2 separate regions of the Homo sapiens genome follow, and region 2 is linked to region 1. Evidence: read pairs that join two places in POLR2A ChIA-PET (ENCODE). Cell type or tissue: OCI-LY7. All regions are shown on one strand. Links, peaks and the distances in the headings refer to the core of each region. The heading gives the core; the rest is flanking DNA.

Evidence for each region. Peaks named below come from ENCODE experiments on the same cell type or tissue, not always from the same donor. Only the 100,000 strongest peaks of a DNase experiment are listed, where the experiment ranks them.
Region 2: POLR2A ChIA-PET joins it to region 1 with 12 read pairs; 8 of 35 experiments call an interaction of 5 or more read pairs at or near these places.

Annotation. Positions count from the first base shown.
Region 1 is chr10:5,716,910-5,721,304 of GRCh38, forward strand. It overlaps TASOR2 (transcription activation suppressor family member 2), which reads left to right. Exons shown (of 22, transcript NM_001321783.2): 4 at 750-841; 5 at 3,635-3,759; 6 at 3,846-3,865; 7 at 3,962-4,061. The coding sequence starts at 3,734. Among named protein-coding and RNA genes, the nearest start is that of TASOR2, 34 kb to the left of the region's middle. In OCI-LY7, for the core only: no CTCF peak of the experiment used is centred there; no DNase peak of the experiment used is centred there; H3K27ac peaks cover 543 bases.
Region 2 is chr10:5,843,347-5,847,741 of GRCh38, forward strand. No RefSeq gene overlaps it. Among named protein-coding and RNA genes, the nearest start is that of TRV-TAC3-1, 8.2 kb to the right of the region's middle. RefSeq lists enhancers at 644-943, 2,558-2,607, 2,758-2,857. In OCI-LY7, for the core only: no CTCF peak of the experiment used is centred there; DNase peaks (open chromatin) are centred at 545, 1,175, 1,585, 1,905 and 2 weaker places; H3K4me3 peaks cover 2,707 bases; H3K27ac peaks cover 3,671 bases.

The sequences.
Region 1 (4,395 bases), core at 173-4,172:
ATAAATATATATATATATAAATATAAACATACACATTGCATTATTTGCTTCATTTGTTTAATTTTTTTTCTGGAGAATCTGAAAGTAAATTACAAATAACCACTGCAGCTTACATCTCAAAAAAAAAAAAAAAAAAGACGTTTTCCTACATTGCTACAATCTTACGATTTCATTGCTGATGTTTGAGAGGCTGGCTTCAGTAGAGTGGTGGAAGTAGAAACTGGATTTTTCCTGACAAATACACATTCTTCAAAAACACATACACTGGGGTTGATAGTAAAATTAACACTACTACTTGTATGTCTTTTGTAATTTTTGGCTTGACTAGAACTGGATAATTTTGTGTATAATAATACTTTCAATTAATAATAGTTTTTAAAGCTTATTGATCTTTTATATCTTCATGAGCACCCTGTGGTCTTTGTGTCTGTGACCCAGGCCCACCCTCCCTACCTGAGTGACTTATTCTTACCTGGAACCCAAGCTTCTGACCACAGAATTAGCGCTCTCTTCCACTGTATCAGTTTTCTCACTCATTGTCTCTTATGTTTCGAAAGAGTTGCCTCAGTTGAGGAATAGCCCTGAAGCCTGTCCTTTCTTCCTCGTTTTTCACTGCTGCTGCCTTGTTGGAATCCTCCTCTCCTGTCTCAACTATCACAGTAGCTTTCTTTCTAATTGGTCTTCTTGCTTCTACTTTCTCCTGTCTGATGGGCAATCTGCTGCTTAATCTATATTTTATACTTTTACAGGTGTATACATTTCCAAATACTCCGACTGTCTTCATTCAAGACCATGGTATCATGGGAAATCTGGTTATGTTGTAATTTTTAATATAATTAAGGTAAAGCTTAAATGTGCTGTTACGTGATTTCCTTTTAAAGTTTAAGGTTATCTACCTTTGATATTCTCTGTAGATATTAGTTGAACATAGTTCTCACCAAAGTTAGCTATCCAAATTCAGGAAAAGCAAAACTATTTTTCCTTTTCTTTAAAAAGAAAACTTTGATTCATTTACTAGATTGTAAACTTTTTTTTAACTTCAAAAATAATAAAAGGGTATGCAGGGAAAAATCTTCCTCTCACCTGTCAGAGCTACTTTTTAAATATGAAATAAGAGAAAACAAGTAGCTGCTTATAAGGTGATGTGATTACACTTATAAAAGATGAATTTAGAAAACAACATTCATTGTCTAATTTAAATGGTCAATAGAATCTTTATTTTCTTTCTCCATAAGACATCCAGCTTCACAGCTTCATGTGCTACCTAGAACTGATGATGCCACAAATCCTTAAATGTCCTAAATGGTACTGTTAAGTGAATCGTGCAATTAGAATTTTCACCCAAACAGAAGGGAAACTGATTTTAGATGTGATTGGGCTTCTTGAGGACATTTCTGTGGTCTCGTTTTATTGTTTTTTTTTTTAGCTTTGTTACTATCTTAAATTCTTTGGTTATCAGCCTAGCACTAAATGACCTTTAATTAAAAAAAAAAAAAAAACAAGAGCCTGTGAATTCTTAATATTGTAAAGTTTGTTCTCAAAAAAGCGGAGGGAGAGGCCAGGCTCTGTGGCTCATGCCTGTAATCCCAGCACTTTGGGAGGCCGAGGCGGGTGGATCACCTGAGGTCAGGAGTTTGAGACCAGCCTAGCCAACATGGCGAAACCCTGTCTCCACTTTTTATACTAAAAGTATAAAAAAATTAGCCTGACGTGGTGGCGGGTGCCTGTAATCCCAGCTACTTGGGAGGCTGAGGCAGGAGAATCACTTGAACCTGGAAGGCGGAGGTTGCAGTGAGCCAAGATCACGCCACTGCACTCCATCCTGGGTAACAAGAACAAAAAACTCTGTCTCAAAAAAAAAAAAAAAAAGTGGTGGGGGAGTAACATTGCTTTGAGGTACAATCACTAGTTTTCCTCCCTTAATCTTTCTTTTCTTGCTCTGCGATGAGTGCTGCAGAAAGTATGCCTACTAATGCAGATAATAAGCATTTCGTTTTTTACTTAGATTATGCCTCAGCCTTGATTTCTTGCCACTAGCTGGAGATTGCTGTTTTGGCCTCTGTGCTCTCAATCTTCATTTTATTTCACAAAATCGAGCCGCACCCAGAACCATAAAATGTTTGATGAGGAGATGGTAGAGATGATTGGTTACTGATAAGTACTATTTACATTTTTTGGCTTGGTGGTTTGGCCTTTGGTGGGTCTGTAAATGAAGAGGCAGGACTTAAACAACAACAAAACATCTTCTTTTTTAAAAAGTAACTATATTCTTCTTATAAAAATTAAAATTGCCTATAGTCCCATATCCCATTTTGATATAAGTTAATAACATCTTGTGAACATTGTCTTATGTCATTGTATTATTCAAAACAGCTTTTAAAATCATTGCATATTTCATCATAATGGTAAACTTGGCTTACTTGCTTTTTATTTTTTTGTTTGTTTGTTTTTTGAGACAGAGTCTTGCTCTGTTGCCAGGCTGGAGTGTAGTGACACAATCTCAGCTCACTGCAACCTCCACCTCCCGGGTTCAAGCAATTTTCCTACCTCAGCCTCCCAAGTGGCTGGGACTACAGGCGCGCGCTACCACACCCAGCTAATTTTTTTGTATTTTTAGTAAAGGCAGGGTTTCACCATGTTGGCCAGGATGGTCTTGATCTCTTGATCTCATGATCTGCCCGCCTCGGCCTCCCAAAGTGCTGGGTTACAGTTGTGAGCCACTGTGCCCAGCTGCTTGCTTTTTTCTTTTTTTTTGGAGAGACATGTAACCCTTGATGGAGAGAACTCTGTAATGGAAAATACTGCTGACTGTTCAGCAACCAGGACCAGCTGCCTGCTAAGAACTTTGCTACATATTTGCTCCTTGTTAACTTGCTGGGCCCTGTCATAATAGAAGTATCTCAGTTTATAATTTACAACTGATCATAGTTCAGATTGGAAACTCATCTTTTGAAATTTTAGATTTTGTCCTCTTTTACATTACAGTCACCAAAGAGCCATTCAGTGACCGTAACATAAAAGATGGTGGGCTATAGTTTTTCTTTTAAGGAAATGGCTCTCTTAAATTTAGGGTGATTCGTATATTTCTTTGATATTGTGATAAAAACTATGGATATTTGTCTCAGACGCCCAAATGTCCAAAATTTTTGAGTCCATTTTTAAGGGTTCATGGATAATCAAAACTATTTTTGGCCTTAAGATAATTGTTTTTCTAAGAAGTATAGTTCTTAATACAGTTACTGTTAGGGGACACATATCTGCATCCTTGTTAGACTACTTCTAAATGAATCCTAGAGTAAAGGTTATTGCTATTCGAAGGCATCTGATTAGTTTTAATATTTTCATTCTAGGGAAAAGTCAAGTTTGTGTCTGAGAATTATACAACTAACTATACTAAGCCATCTTCTGGCTATGATTGCCACGTGTCTGAAAATACTAACAAGGTTTCTAACAAGACGAGTCATTTTCGTGCCTTTGAACTGAGTCAGGTATAGTTACCTGTGAATGAGTAACACCCAAGATATATTTCTGACTCTAATGTGTTAAATTTCAGGGCTCGGTGGGGTTGAGAAAAACTTGGTACATATGCAGTTCCATAGTGCTACCCTGATAATACTTATTTTTCCTCTTTCAGTATTACTTTTACGAACTTTCAGGCAACACCGTTATTGAACGACCCAGACAGATCTGTCCTTATGTAATTGTAGCTTTTCGATACAGGGAATCTAAAACTATGGCACCACCAGCTCATAAAAGCATGTAAGTAATTATGTGCATGCTTTGTTTTACTGAATTTGTTCCTTTTACTCTTGTAAACATGTTCTTTTTCTTTCTTTTTCTGCTAGACTTGAACGCAGTGAAAATGGTAAGAAATAGTTCATTGATTCTTTTAGGTTTTTTTTTTCTTGAGTAAATGTTTCATCATAAATAATCAGTTTCTTTTTTACCTTCATTTCTTCAGTTCTCATGTCTCCATGGAAAGGGAAATTAATTGTTCAAGACCGTATGCTATGTGATATAGCTCTTTGGTCCACTTACGGTGCAATGATTCCAACACAGCTGTAAGTATTAAATGTTATGTCCTTTACTAATGCTTATATTACAAGTTTTGGGGTTTTTTTTCCTCACCTCATTTCAAGGGTGGCATTGGTGTAAAATACAGCAACTGTTCTTGATTTTAGATGAGGGTATATTTGGGTAAATGTATAGCACACAGGGTATGACATAGTAAACCTAAATTCTAATTTATTAATGGGAAAATGACCTCTTGGGATAAATTAAACTATTAGATACTAGAAATTTGACCTTCCCCAAGAAATAAATCAGATTTGCCTGATAGCAAATATAGCAGATTATAGCCACTTAATCGTATTATTTTTATTAACATTTGCAGTA
Region 2 (4,395 bases), core at 271-4,270, 130 kb after region 1:
GGATTACAGGCATGAGCTCAGCTGGGCGCAGTGGCTCATGCCTGTAATCCCAGCAATTTGGGAGGCCGAGGTGGGTGGATCACCAGAGGACAGGAGTTCAAGACCAGCCTGGCCAACATGGTGAAACACCCTCTCTACTAAAAATACAAAAGAATTGGCCGGGTATGGCGGTGCGTGCCTGTAGTCTCAGCTACTCAAGAGGCCGAGGCGGGAGAATTGCTTGAACCCAGGAGGCGGAGGCTGCAGTTAGCCAAGATCGCACCACTGCACTCCAGCCTGGGCAACAGAGGGAGACTCTGTCTCAAACAAAACAAAACAAAACAAAAAACTGTAAGTCACTTATTTTAGCTATCTTTTTTGGGTAGTTTTATTTTAAAATCTAAGTCTTGGAACTTGTGATAAAGTTGAGCCTTACATATATTAAATTTTAAACCAGAACTGTATTTAGCTTTGTTTTAGCTTTGAAGAAGTTATCTATCTTTCACCATGGAAAGAGAAGCTGTACTATCAAAATAGCTCCTCCCCGCTCTCTGCTAAGTGAAAATGTGAAATCTCCCAGCTGACTACTTTCACCTGCATAAGTAATAATTTCCTTCTCTCCTTCTCTCTTCTCTCCTTTCTGTGTAGGGGGACAGAAGCCATATATATATATATATATATGCACATACAGTTTAGCTGTGTTTGGTAGTCAGAAAGACTAGTGACTAATTTCAGAGGAGATAAAATAAGAAGCTCTCATATCTTAAAAAAAAAAAGTCAAATGTGAGTCTTGATTGTCCTAGGAAACCCCCATTTTCAGGTCGGTGGTTTCTAATGATCTTCTCATCTTCCACGAAGCTTGGTCCAAAGGAGCCACATCGCTGAGGACTTTTGCTCTTCCCTCTTTGGAGACAGAAGCAAACAAAGAGACTATGATTTCCTTTTTTCTTGAGGGATCACCTTTTACAATATTTGCTCTAAATACATACTCCAAATCATAAACCTGAAACCAGGCACAGTGGCTCATGCCTGTAATCCCCACACTTTGGAAGGCTGAGGCGGGAGGATTCAGTGAGCTCAGGAGTTCAAGACTGTCCTGGGCAACACACGGAAACCCCGTCTCTACTAAAAATCAAAAAAATTAGCCACGTACAGTGGCATGCACCTGTAGTTCCAGCTACTAAGGAGGCTGAAGCAGGTGTATTGCTTGAGCCCCAGAAGTCGAGGATGCAGTGAGCTGTAATTGCACCACTGAACTCCAGCCTGGTCAACAGAGTGAGACACTGTCCCAAAAAAGAAAAATCATACACCTGGTCTAATTTTGATCAAAGGTTTTTTTGAGCCTTACTATAGGAATAGGCATTTCATTTGTTATATAACATATCATCGAAGATCTTTCCTTGCCAATCTGTCCAGGAGGACAATCTGTGTAGTCATTTGCCCTACGGCGACACAGGCAGCCTGAAACGTGCCTGGTGGAAATTCCTACACTACAGAATGGCATTTTGCTGCTTGCTGAAAATAACTTGTAAAGAAGAGCTGGTTCCAGATGTTTGTGGGTGAAACACGTTGAAAGCCATCTCCGAAAGCCTGCAAAATGATTTGCCTGCGAAGTGGACCACTTCGTCTTTGGGTGAAAAGAGGAAATTATTATTTACCCCTAAGGCCTGGGAAGAGTTTTTATTTCAGCTTGTCTCATTTTTGGATGCTGGCAGATGGGAAAAGCCAACAAAATAAATTGGCCGAGGTTGTTGCAATAGGTCACAAAGCTGGGGACATCTGATGGGTGAATTAATGTTACTGTCAGTTGCTTCTCTCTCCCTGACCACTCCTGTCACTTGGAAAAACACGGTAAAGATAAATTAACCCAGGCAGTGCGGAGCTGGCCATGGCCAATTTATAGTCACGTGAGCTCAGGGCCTGCTGCTGGCTCACTGCCATTTCAGCCTCCTTAGTAAGATCTTTTTTTTTTTTTTTTGAGACAGAGTCTCGCTCTGTCACCGAGTCTGGAGTGCACTGGTGTGATCTCGGCTCACTGCAATGTTTGCCTCCCAGGTTCAGGCAATTCTCCCATCTCAGCCTTCTGAGTAGCCGGGACTACAGGTGTGTGCCACCATGCCAGGCTAATTTTTGTATTTTTGATAGAGATGGGGTTACACCATGTTGTCCAGGCTGGTCTTGAACTCCTGAGCTCAGGCCATCCGCCCACCTCGGCCTCCCAAAGTGTTGGGATTATAGGTGTGAGCCACCTCACCCAGACTAGTTCTTTTTTTTTTTTTTTTTCTTTAATGGAGTCTCGCTCTGTGGCCCAGACTGGAGTGCAATGGCGCGATCTCAGCTCACTGCAACCTCCGTCTCCCGGGTTCAAGTGATTCTCCTGCCTCAGCCTCCTGAGTAGCAGGGATTACAGGCACCCATCACCATGCCTGGCTAATTTTTGTATTTTTAGTAGAGACAGGGTTTCACCATGTTGGCCAGGCTGGTCTAGAACTCCTGACCTCAGGTGATCCACCTGTCTCCGCCTCCCAAACTGCTGGGATTACAGGCATGAGCCACCACACCTGGCCTCTTTTTTTTTTTTTTAGACAGGGTCGTGCTCTGTCACTTGGGCTAGAGTGTAGTGACACAGTATCAGCTCAGTGCAACCTCCACCTCCTGGGCTCAAGCAATCCTCCCACCTCAGCCTCCCAAGTAGATGGAACTACAGGCAAGCCCCACACGCCTGGCTAATTTTTGTATTTTTTGCACAGACAGAGTTTCGCCATGTTGTGTAGGCTGGTCTTGAACTCCTGGGCTCAAGCGATCTGCTCGCCTCAGCCTCCCAAAGTGCTGGGATTACAGGTGTGAGCCACCGTGTCTGGCCAGCAAGTTCTTTTGTCATGGCAAAATGAAACCAAGTTGAAAACTGAAAAACAAAGCAGGGGGGAAGTGTGGTCCTTGCTGGTGGATTGTTCATTGTCATTAGCAACCCACTTTTGGTCCAGATTGATATCTGAACAGTAAAAGTGTCTGGTTATTATTGAACGGGTTGCTTTGTGTGCTGGAAAATGTGAGTCAGACCCCGGAGGGGAAATTCAGCCCCACTGAGAAGTCAAGCATGGTGTCAAGCCAATGAGAAAAGGTCAGTAAATTTCTAGACTTTTCTTTCACTGTACTATATTCAGGAAACTGGAATGGGAAGTTAAAATTCCAGCCTAGGCATAATCGTCACTGATATTTAAGAGACAGAAAGAAAATTTCCCAACTCTTTGAAGGAAGCTTTGCAAACACAGCCTGATCTCTTTATGTGGAAATGGTCCAGGTAACAGTGTGGACATTTGGAGAAGGTGACGCTCTGTTTACTAAGAGGGCAGGGGGCCAGGTGTATTTTAGGACCCTCATCTATGTGATCTCAGACAAGTTGCTGAGCTTTGCTGAGCCTCAACTGCATTGGATGGTTTTAGCTCTTAAATCTTTTTTTTTTTTTTTTTTTTTTGAGATGGAGTCTCACTTTGTCATCAAGCTGGAGTGTAGTGGCGCAATCTTGGCTCACTGGAACCTCCGCTTCTGGCCTTTAAGCAATCCTCCTGCCTCAGACTCCTGAGTAGTTGGGACTATAGGCACATGCCACCGCATCTGGCTAATTTTTGTATTTTTAGTAGGGACAGGGTTTCGCCATTTTGGCCAGGCCAGTCTTGAACTCCTGACCTCAGGTGATCCACTCACCTTGGCCTCCCAAAGTGCTGGGATTACAGCCATGAGCCACCTCGCCCGGCCTAGGTCTTAAATCTAAGATATAAAACAATCTGATACTATGGCTCCATGTTCCTATTGGGTAAACCAGGACTCCCCAGAAAGCCACGGAATTACCTTTAATGACAGATTACAAACAAAATAATACTACAGTAACAACTTGTCATCATGTACCTTCTGTGTGTGCCAGGCTTTCCTCTCACAGCCACATGGCAAGGTAGGTATTGTGACCTTTTTACAAGCAAGAAGATTGAAGGTAAGGGGCTAATCCACCTGGGCTGTGATTTATTTATTTATTATTATTTTTTGGATACAGGTTCTCACTCCTGTCGCCCCAGGCTGGAATGCAGTGGCACAATCTCAGCTCACTGCAGCCTTGACTTCCTGGGCTCAGGCAATCCTCCCTCCTTAGCCTCCTGAGTAGCTGGGACTACAAGCACGCACCACCATGCCTGGCAAATTTTTTTTTTTTTTTGAAACGGGGTGTTGCTCTGTCACCCAGGCTGGAGTGCAATGGTGTGATCTTGGCTCACTGCAACCTCTGCCTCCCAGGTTCAAGCAATTCTCCTGCCTCAGCCTCCCGAGTAGTTGGGATTACAGGCGCACACCACCATGCCCAGCTAATTTTTGTATTTTTAGTAGAGACAGGGTTTCACCATTTTGGCCAGACTGGTCTCGAACTCC